Regions from separate parts of the Homo sapiens genome. Here region 2 is linked to region 1. Evidence: read pairs that join two places in POLR2A ChIA-PET (ENCODE). Cell type or tissue: B cell. All regions are shown on one strand. Each heading gives the region's core, and the rest is flanking DNA. Links, peaks and the distances in the headings are about the cores only. Region 1 overlaps NCF2 (neutrophil cytosolic factor 2). Region 2 overlaps SMG7 (SMG7 nonsense mediated mRNA decay factor).

Region 1 (5,380 bases), core at 331-5,330:
TCCGTGCCTTTGCCCCAGCCATGCCCAACCACTAAGGCAGCGTCTGCTCCCTCTTTTGAGCCTCCTTTTGTAATATGTCTGGCCCGTGACAGATATTTGCTTCCTGTATATATTTGTCTTCTCCACTACTCTACGAATTTCGTAAGAAATCTTTACTTACTCATGCTTGTATTTCAGTATCTAGCATAGTAGTTACTCAATAAATGAGTGTTGGATTAAATAAAAGTGAGCAAAATATAGTCTCCGTTTCAAGGAACTTATAAATTAAAAAGGGGAAACAAGTCAAGAACACCAGTAACTGTAATGCAAGGCAGAAGTGGGTAACTGCTGTAAGAGGTAGTTTTAAGTAAGCGGGATGGGGGCTAGAGAAATTACTTCTTAATGTGTGGGACAGAAATTCCCTCAGATTGGCTGGGCACAGTGGCTCACACCTGTAATCCCAGCACTTTAGGAGGCCAAGGTAGGCGGATCACCTGAGGTCAAGAGTTTGAAACCAGCCTGGCCAACATGGCGAAACCTTGTCTCTACTAAAAATACAAAAAATTAGCAGCACATGGTGGTGGGTGCCTGTAATCCCAGCTACTTGGGACGCTGAGGCAGGAGAATAGCTTGGACCTGGGAGGCAGATGTTGCAGTGAACCGAGATAACACCACTGCACTCCAACCTGGGCAACAGAGCAAGATTCTGTCTGAATAAAAAAAAAAGGAATTCCCTCAGATTACAAAAGGGAATTGTTTAAGGCTGATAATGTTATGGATGGAGGTTTTTCCCCCTCTATTTCCCTCTATTTTCCCCACTTTCGTATGTTTTTGTGTTGCTCTTCCGTCATTATAAAGTTCCAACAGAACAAAGTTAGAGCACATTTCTGAAAAGGCAAGCAGAGTCTCAGGGATAACAGCCAAGCTGTCTCGCCTCTCTAGCCCCAGCGTTGTCATCTGAAAGGCACAGGGGCTCGAAGCTGTCTTTCAGATCCTGTGCCTTATGAATCTTAGGGCATGACAATAAGGGTGAGACCCATTCCATGGAGCTGGCTTAAAGAGGCTCCATAGCAAAGCCTTCTTCCTGCTGACTTGGAAACAGGAAAGGGAGTGGGCCCAAACCTCTGTCACAGCAGCCACTGCAGCATCCCAAAGATGCCTGAAGTTTTGACTTCTTTCAGCTTGCTGAGATTCCATTGTCCTGGGTGCAGGTGTATGAGCTGTGGACTCTGGACGCATGGGGCACTGGCAGCATGGGAACAAGCAGGTTACTAAGAAACCTCCCAGGAGTATTACAGAAATGGGGATTATAAACTCTCTCAAGCCTGGAGCTTGTGAAAAGCTATGGCAAGGTTGCTGCTTCAGCTGGTGGATCCCCTGCCTGGGAGGGGAGGGGCTTTGGGTCCAGTGCAGCCAAGGCGCCCCAAGGGGTGTCACTGAAGTGTGGGTGTGAAGAAAGCACCCATGCCCAGCCCAGCAGAGCCCTGCAGGAAGCTGCCAGCACCTTGGCTGCCTCCTGGGGGATGCTTCCAAATGGCCACGAAGAGAACCGCTGAAGAAGGGCTAGAGGGAGGCGGGGGCTGCCGCAGCACGGCCCACTGGCACACAGCGCTGAATGCTATTTTGGGATTCTCATACTGAGATTATTGCGAACCTGTGTAATGGGAAAAGAGCTGTGTGTCAAAGCGGAACCCCCTTCAGGGCTGCAGCTCTGGGTAAACAAGTGGAGAGGCCGAAAAGAGGCCTGCAGCAGGGAACGAGGGGGCTGGGAAGCAGGCCGGTGCTTTCAGAGACATGTTTAAAAACGACACTTAGTTGGCGAGGCGAGGTGGCTCACGCCTGTAATCCCAGCACTTTGGGAGGCCGAGGCGGGCGGATCACGAGGTAAGGAGATCGAGACCATCCTGGCTAACACGGTGAAACCCTGGCTCTACTAAAAACACAAAAAATTAGCCGGGCGCGGTGGCGGACGCCTGTAGTCCCAGCTACTCGGGAGGCTGAGGCAGGAGAATGGCGTGAACCGGGAGGCGGAGCTTCCAGTGAGCCGAGATCGCGCCACTGCACTCCAGCCAGGGCAACAGAGCGAGACTCTGTCTCAAAAAAAAAAAACACTTAGCAAGGATGCCCCTTCCCCGTTTTAAAAATTAATTAATTAGGCCCTGTGCAGTGGCTCACAGTTGCAGTCTTTGTACTTTGGGAGGCTGAGGTGGGAGGATTGCTTGAACCCAGGAGTTCGAGACCAGCCTGAGCAACATAGTGAGACCCCCGTCTCTATAACAAAATTAATAAATAAAATAAGTAATCTTTTTTTTTTTAGAGAAGGGGTCTCACTATATTGTCCAGGCTGGCCTCAAACTCCTGGGCTCAAGTGATCCTCCTGCCCCAGCCTCTGGCGGAGTAGCTGGAACTGCAGGCTCAAACCTCAGCCCCTGGCCCCACCCTGTTTTTTTGGTTGTTGGACTTTCTTTTCTTTCTTTCTTTCTTTCTTTTTTTTTTTTTTTTGAGTCAGGATTTCATTCTGTCGTCCAGGCTGGAGTGGAGTGGTGCAATCATGTCTCACTGCAGTCTTGACTTCCTGGGCTCAGGTGATTCTCCAACCTCAGCTTCCCGGGTAGCTGGGACTACAGGCACGTACCACTATGCCTGGCTAATTTTTTGTACTTTTAGTAGAGGTGGGGTTTCTCCATATTGCCTAGGCGGGTCCACCCTGTCTTTAAAACAAAGCAAACCCTCTGAATAATTTGTCAGTTCTTTCTCTCTCTCTCCTACCAGGCCCAAATCTGTAGACACCTTTTTTTTTTTTTTGAGTTGGAGTCTCGCTCTGTCAACCAGGCTGGAGTGCAGTGGCATGGTTTTGGCTCATTTCAACCTCCACCTCCTGGGTTCAAGTGATTCTCCTGCCTCACCCTCCTGAGTAGCTGGAACTATAGGCACGCACCACCACGCCCGGCTAATTTTTAAATATTTTTAGTAGAGACGGGGTTTCACCATGTTGGCCAGGCTGGTCTCGAACCCCTGACCTCAAGTGATCCGCCTGCCTTGGCCTCCCAAAATGCTGGGATTACCGGCACGAGCCACTGCACCGGGCCTCTGTAGACATCTTGATGGGCTAGGGAATTATTAGGAGGATTTTGCTGGGCTCATGCAATGCCAGATAGACCCAGGTGGTGTCACTTCCCAGCTGAAATCCATCTGCTTAGCCAACTCAGCAGGGAGGAAGGCACGTTGGTAGGTTGATGCTGACGGCAGTTAAAGTGTGTGCCCTCTGAGACCTTCAGCGAGCTCCCAAACAGGCAATAGAACACAGTGGAAATTGCAGCTGCCAGGAAACAGGAAACCTCTGCTTCTGCCTGTCCTCTTCGCGATGGAAGAGGCTCAGTGAATTGAAGCTAGTTACCCCACCTTCTGGCTTAGAAAGCGGAACCTGATTTCTGGCGTACTTCTGGGTACCTTCTTCCTCTTTCCAGGAACCCAGAAAGATGCGTGGAAAAGACATGAAAGGCCCCATTGCTACTTAAAGAATGGCCTGCATGCATTTAGTAGGTTTTACAACCATCTTTATTAACAGGGATACTAGAGAAAGCCATCCTCCTATTTCAAACCCAAGCTCTCTTCTTTTATTTCCCGCATAGCCACTGCTACCATGTGTGACTTACCTCAACCCTAATGGTGATGGCTTCTCCCCCAGCCACACTGGCACCCGTTCCTTATGACTCTCTTGGCCAACCAGCCCTTGTGCTCAGCTCTAAACTTCCATGAGATCAGAGTTCCAGCTTCTATGCCATGTATTTTTAAAATATCCTGATAATAGCTTATATGGCACGGAGCTTTAAGTAAACACGTAATAAGTGGCTGATGTATGGATTAATTGGTAGAGTGTTAGAGCTAAAGAAAATAAAACAACAAAAACAATAGTAAAAAAATTATGGTGTGTGCCAGGCACTGTCTGAAGTACCCAAATGCTTCATCTCCTTTAGTTCTCACAATGAACCTGTGAGGTATATGCTGTTATTATTCTCTTTTTTTTTTTTTTTTTTTTTTTTTTGAGACAGAGTCTCACTCTGTCACCCAGGCTGGAGTGCAGTGGTGTGATCTCTGCTCACTGCAAGCTCTGCCTCCTGGGTTCATGCCATTCTCCTGCCTCAGCCTCCTGAGTAGCTGGGACTACAGGCGCCCACCACCATGCCCAGCTAATTTTTATTTTTTTATTTTTTTATTTTTAGTAGAGATGGGGTTTCACCATTTTAGCCAGGATGGTCTCGATCTCCTGACCTCGTGATCCACCCGCCTCGGTCTCCCAAAGTGCTGGGATTTCAGGCGTGAGCCACTGCGCCCGGCCTTATTATTCTCTTATTCTAAAGATGGGGAAACAGACTTAGGGAAGCTAGGTAACTTGCCGTTTCTCACCAGATAGTAAGTGACGGAGCCAAGACTCAAACCAGGTGGTTTTGACTCCAGAAGTGGGATCCATATGCTGGCAAGCTCCCTATATGATACATTCTTTGCATATAATATGTCCCTGTATACAATATGCTGCCATAATATTGGTGTGGAACTTCAGGCCAGGAAAGTGACTTGCTAGGGTCCCCCAGTTAGTGGCAGAGCTGTTGGATCTGGACTCTGGCTCCTGGCCCCTTTACTACATCACACTGCCTCTTGAGGATTCCTGCCAGCCTGTGTCCACATTCCAGGCTTATCTCCAAGAGAAGCCGGGTTGGTAGCTCTGGGTCAGATGGTGGCCTAGGGACTTACAGACTTACAGTCCAGTTGCCCAGGTGTGAGCCACAACCAGGCAGCCAAATTTGTTCCTGCCAGGTCAGGGGACTGAGTGGAGTGAGGCTGGCGTAGCTTATGCCTGCTGCTCCCACCCCCTATAGCCCAGCAATGGCTCCCTCCCACCAGGGCCTCTGTGGAGCCCATGGTCAAGGCCTGGGCCAGCATCCTCAGAAGTGTGTGTCCAGGTCCCACCTACATGCCTGTGGGCCCTATTGATGTGGTCAGCTCCCATTCTCTGCTACAAGTCCCAGGACAGCAGCCCTGGTATACATCGAGCCAGTCAGCTCCACGCCAATCCAGCAGCACAAGGCAGTGGGAGCAGCATTAGAAAAACTATCTGGGGCTGGGCATGGTGGCTCATGCCTGTAATTCCAGAACTTTTGGGAGGCCAAGGCGGGCAGATCAGTCGAGGTCAGGAGTTTGAGACCAGCCTGGCCAACATGGTGAAACCTGGTCTCTACTTAAAATATAAAAAATTAGCCGGGCGTGGTGGCGCTCGCCCGTAGTCCCAGCTCAGTCCCACTCAGGTGGCTGAGGCAGGAGAATCACTTGAACCTGGGAGGTGGAGCTTGCAGCGAGCTGAAATCCCACCACTGCACTCCAGCCTGGGCAATACAGTGAGACC
Region 2 (5,380 bases), core at 85-5,084, 56 kb after region 1:
TTTCGCTTCAGGAGTAATTTATAAACCTCATTTATTCCAGAAGAGTACATTTAATTTAGAAATTATGGCACCACTTTGAAAAATTAAGCTTTGATTATGTTTTTGCTGTTTATTATTTGCCTATATAAATTACATAAAGTTGGAATAAAATTTAAATCTTAATATGAAAGTTACTTTCTTCACGATGCTCTGCCAATCCCAAAAATATTGAGAAATTTTAAGTTCCTTAGAATACATTTTATAGTTTCTTCTTATGACAATCTAAATTGTGTGTGTATGCTCCGCTTAAAGGAAAACAGTTTCTTTCTATGACTATTCCAAAGAAAAGGAGGAACATATTATCAATTCCTTCACAGCAAAGGCTCACCAATGTCTCCAAGGTGGACGAGGCAGTGCTGGCAGATATAGGAACAGGAGCTAGACTGTGGCTTCACTATGGCGCTGGTATGCGTCTGTTTATTGCTGATAATTCCCAATTGGGAAGACTTCACACGGCATGGTAAATCTACATTAAATACTGTACACAGTTCTTGTAATAACTAAAAGAAAAACAAACAAAATTTAGTAGTAAGTCACAAGTGCTCTAAAAGTAAAGTTTATAAACTGTAAGATGTGTACCTAGTACCACATACTGCTGAAATCTGAACAAAAACTGCATGAAAATTATATGGTAATCTTTCGGGCCTGGCACAGGGGCTCACGCCTATAATCCCAGCACTTTAGGAGGCCAAGGCGGGCGGATCACTTGAGCTCAGGAGTTTGAGACCAGCCTGGCCAACATGATGAAACCCCGTCTCTACTAAAAATACAAAAAAAAAATCAGCCGGGAGTGGTGGTGAGCACCTGTAGTCTCAGCTACAAGGGAGGCTGAGGCACAAGAATCGCTTGAACCCAGGAGGCGGAGGTTGCAGTGAGCCGAGATCACGCCACTGCACTCCAGCCTGGGTGAGAGAGCAAGACTGTCTCCAAAAAAAAAAATATATATATATATATATATTATACGTTAATCTTTCACAGGATAACTAGTATCATTCATTATAAATCATACCTTTTGAATTCTCAAGTATTACAGCAATCTAGGATGTGCATACAGCAGCATTTTAAAAAAAGATTATTTAACTGGATAGGATTTTCAGACACGATTTTCAGACACATTAAGCAAGCAAAGAAAGCTACTACTCTCAGAAACCCAAAAATTATTAAATATTGGTTACAAATTTGACTTAAATGTAAGCCAAGGTATTTGTCAGACTTTAGGTATTTCTTGCAATTTATTTTCTTAAGCTGTATGCCAATTCACATGTCTTTGCATATACAACGAATCTCACCGTAGTGTACACCTTTACTGTATCACCCATTCCTACCTCCTCTCTTCTCTGTTCTTAAAGTATGAGGGGCTCTTCTTCCTAGTCAGAGCTAACTCTTCTGCCTATGTGTGCCTATTGCTACATTCTTTTCTGGTTCCTGTCTGTCTCCCACCTCTCCATTCTTTCATCTACTGTCAACTTTTCATGCTTCTTTCCTATGGCCTACACACCACGTCTCCCACAGAAAAAAACAAGAACAAAAAACAAAACAGAGCTAAAACACTCTCCTCTTGACTTTATAGCAACCTTTTAATGTCTCTCCTTCTTCTCAACCAAATGCCTTCAAAGGAGTCCACACTTTTCATATCTGCTTTCTCAATTTCTATTTACTCCTTAATCCATTATCATCTGGCTTCCACACAACCCCTCTCCCTCCTCTCACCCAACCATCCATTACCACTCTACTGAAACTACTATCAGACAATTGGTTACCTAATAGCCAAATACAACGGATATTTTTCAGACATCATCTTATTGGACCTCTTTGCTGCACTTAAAACATCTGATCTTATGGTTGATTACTGAGCTGTTCTAGTTCTCTGTCATCTCTCCAATCACTCCTTTTCAGTCTCCTTCATAGAAAGGCTTTTCTCCTCTCACTTTGCTTGCCAAGGGCTTATTTCTTGCCCCGCACACAGTTCTTCACACTGTGAAGAATATTTACTTCACAGTTATTCAAATATTTACTTACAAATATCGTCATTCAAATATTATTATATTCATCCAAGTATGTGCTAGTATATCAGACACCCAGTAAACAAGAAAGATACAAAGACAAGTAAGAAAATATGTTTCCTTCATGAGCTTGTAGCTAAATGGGCAAGTCAGGTACAAAAAGAGAAGTAGAGGGGAGAGAGGGAGGGAGAGGGAAAAGGGAAAGGAGAGAAGGACAGACAACATGACACACAATATAACCAACAGAATATTCTACATTTATAACGTAACTTATTTCCCTAGGTTATCTGATAAATTTGTCTCACTTTATCCTTGTGATAAACTAGTAGCAACACAGTATACATAGATATAAAGCTCAATTTTTTTCAGATGAGGATGTGAAGGCAGAAATAATCAAGCGACTGGACTAAGGTTATAGAATTAGAAATATTTTGATTCTATCACCACTCTTTCTAGCATGTACAGAATTCAAAATACAAAATAAGACACCCTAAGGGCTCAACTCAGAAGGATCTGAATCATGCCACCTTTTTCCTAAGATAAAAATCACCTCCATAACTAAATATAAATTCTGCGCACCCTTTCTCACTGGGCATGGAAATTATTTACTCCATCTTTACTTGTACATTTGTAATGGGCAAGAAATTCACTAACATAAAATTGGGTAAACAAGGCCAGGCATGGTAGCTCATGCCTGTAATCCCAACACTTTGGGAGGTCAAGGCGGAAGGATCACTTGAGGTCAGGAGTTCAAGACCAGCCTGGACAGCAAAGCAAGAATCTGTCTCTACAAAATAAACAAATGAATGAATATAAAAATGAAAATAAAGTGAAACAAAAAATTAGCCACGTGTGGTGGCATGCAGTGCTATAGTCCCCGTACTTTGGAAGGGTGAGGCGGGAGGCTCACTTAAGCCCCAGAGTTCCAGGCCGCAGTGAGCTATGATATACACTGCACTCCAGCCTGGGTGACAGAGAGAGACCCCGTCTTAAAAAATGAATAAATAAAATAAAATAAAATGAATACATAAAAAAACAGGGTAAATAAGTTAATGTCCTGAACGGGATGGGTTAAGAAATAGAAAAAGCACAAGGCACAGGGCAGGAACAAAAAAAATATATATATGTAAATATATATATACCTACATATATATTATGAAAAAAACAAAAAACAAAAGTGGATAACTAAGAAACATGAGAGGGTTAAAGAACTGACTTCAATAGGTAATGAAAAAACAGACTGGAAAACTAGGCAAGGCTGCACATCTAGCAAAAACAAAAAAGAAAGATCACAAAAAATAAATAAAATTATGGTTGGAACATCATGTAGAATGTCTTGTAATAAAATTTCTGCCTGAGCCCAAGAGTTTAAGTGGTGATATCAGACAGAAAAGCTCCTACTGGCTCAAAGATTCTGAGAAAGAGAGCTCTAGTTGGTTTAGAGGCAGTAACAAGATGGAACTAAAGAAGAGAAAAGGATGTTTCATAAATTGAACAAAACAATGTCCTACCTTCATATAGGTTGACCCTGATGTACATTACTTTGTAGTAGTTTCCTCAGTCTGATAAGAACTTAGTTACTTCATTATACAGAAGTATTGACTGGGAGATATTCCTAAGGCTGTAGCTGAATATTAATGCCTCTAGTTCTTCCCAAATTATAATCATGGAACTATAAAACTGGAAAATGAACCTATAAGCATTTGTCAACTCTCTTTTTTACAATCAGAAAGCTAAGCACCACAGAGGTAGTGACTTGTCCAAATAGTCACAATTAGCCCTAGAGCAGTACTAGAACAGTTTCTGGGTTCCTATTTATCAATTTTTACACTATCTCTTGTCTCCTCAGCTCTTTATTCCATGCCAAGAATGAAAGATTGATTATGAAGGTATAGAATATTACCTTTTAAACTAATACAGAAACTCAGTGATTATACTTTCTTTTTGGTTCCTATTTTCTTAGAATAAAGGCTACCGTTCTGTTCTTTGATGTTTAAAAACAACCTACAGCAGAATGGTATGTCTTTACTTTGACCAGGAATTTGGTTCTGCTTTAAGCCCCATGCTTTAACTGGTTAACAAAATGGTAGCTAAGAAGTTAAAACTAAACCAGCCTGGGTAACATAGTGAGACTCCATTCTACAAAAAATAAAAAAAGGTAGCTGGTATGAGCCTGTAGTCCTAGGTATTTGGGAGGCTGAGGTGGGGAAGGATCACTTGAGCCAAGGAGTCTGAGGCTTCAGTGAGCTATGATTAAGCACCGTACTCAGCCAAAATGATAGAGTGAGCGCCTGTCTTTAAAAAAAAAAAACAAAAAACTAAAAAACTATCTTCACAGAAAATGTTACTGTGGATAACCAAGTACTAGTCTCTTCTCAATCCACTCTAATCAGGTTTCTATCCCCAACACTGCTGAAGTTACATTTCATCAATACAAAGACACCATAAATTATAAGATGAACCATCATCTTATATAATATTGAGAAAAAACCACAAGTTATATGGTCACTTGTCATCTGTTATAAACTTATCTCTATTTCAGATATGTTAAAATATGAAAAAAAAAGTTTCAGAAATGAAGAAATATGGTATTCATTAAGTTCACCAATGACTTTCATGTTGTCAAACCTAATTGGTCACTTTAAATCTTACTTTAATTCTCAGCAGCACTCAACAGGGCTGATGACTCCCTTCCTTATTCAGATGTTTTTCTCTTGGCTTCCAAGGCACCTTCTCTCTCTCATTTTCTTGATTGCAATGGTGGCTCCTCCTGTGCTAAATCTGTTACCATCTGACTAAGTCAGGGTTCTTTACTATAATCATAAAATTTTTATGATTTTATGATGTTTCCACTGGGCTCCAACCTTGTTTATTCAATTGCTTATTTCAAATCTCTACTTAGATGTCAAACAGGCATCTACTTTAATAGGGAAAAAGCTACTTTCCCCCTAGTGTTTCCCATCTCAGTAAATGGTACAACCACTCGACTAGCTGCTCACACTGATAATTGTATTTGCTTTGACTCCTCCTTTACTCTGATTCCAGAAATTCAATCCAATCCATCTAATCCAAGTATGGCCAACAGGAATTAATAGAGTTAACTTCCATAGCTAGCTTCCATAGCTGATCCCTTTATCCAGGGTTATCGTTTAAAAATGCAAATCTGATCATGTTCTTCCTTTGCTTACTTTCCAACTCCAGTGACTTGCAACTCCTTCTTTTTTTTTTTTTTTTGAGACAAGGTCTCACTCTGTCACCCAGGCAGGTGGCGCAAATATGGCTCACTGCAACCTCAACCTCCTGGGCTCAAGTGATCCTCCTGCCTCAGCTTCCTAGAG

The links. ChIA-PET counts read pairs that join two places held together with the same protein. Peaks named below come from ENCODE experiments on the same cell type or tissue, not always from the same donor. Only the 100,000 strongest peaks of a DNase experiment are listed, where the experiment ranks them.
Region 2: POLR2A ChIA-PET joins it to region 1 with 5 read pairs; 3 of 35 experiments call an interaction of 5 or more read pairs at or near these places.

The regions. Positions count from the first base shown.
Region 1 is chr1:183,578,383-183,583,762 of GRCh38, reverse strand. All of the region lies in intron 2 of NCF2 (neutrophil cytosolic factor 2), which reads left to right. Among named protein-coding and RNA genes, the nearest start is that of NCF2, 9.4 kb to the left of the region's middle. In B cell, for the core only: no CTCF peak of the experiment used is centred there; a DNase peak (open chromatin) is centred at 3,382; H3K4me3 peaks cover 427 bases; H3K27ac peaks cover 1,100 bases.
Region 2 is chr1:183,521,755-183,527,134 of GRCh38, reverse strand. SMG7 (SMG7 nonsense mediated mRNA decay factor) reads right to left here. Exons shown (of 23, transcript NM_001375584.1): 5 at 368-539. Among named protein-coding and RNA genes, the nearest start is that of SMG7, 52 kb to the right of the region's middle. In B cell, for the core only: no CTCF peak of the experiment used is centred there; no DNase peak of the experiment used is centred there.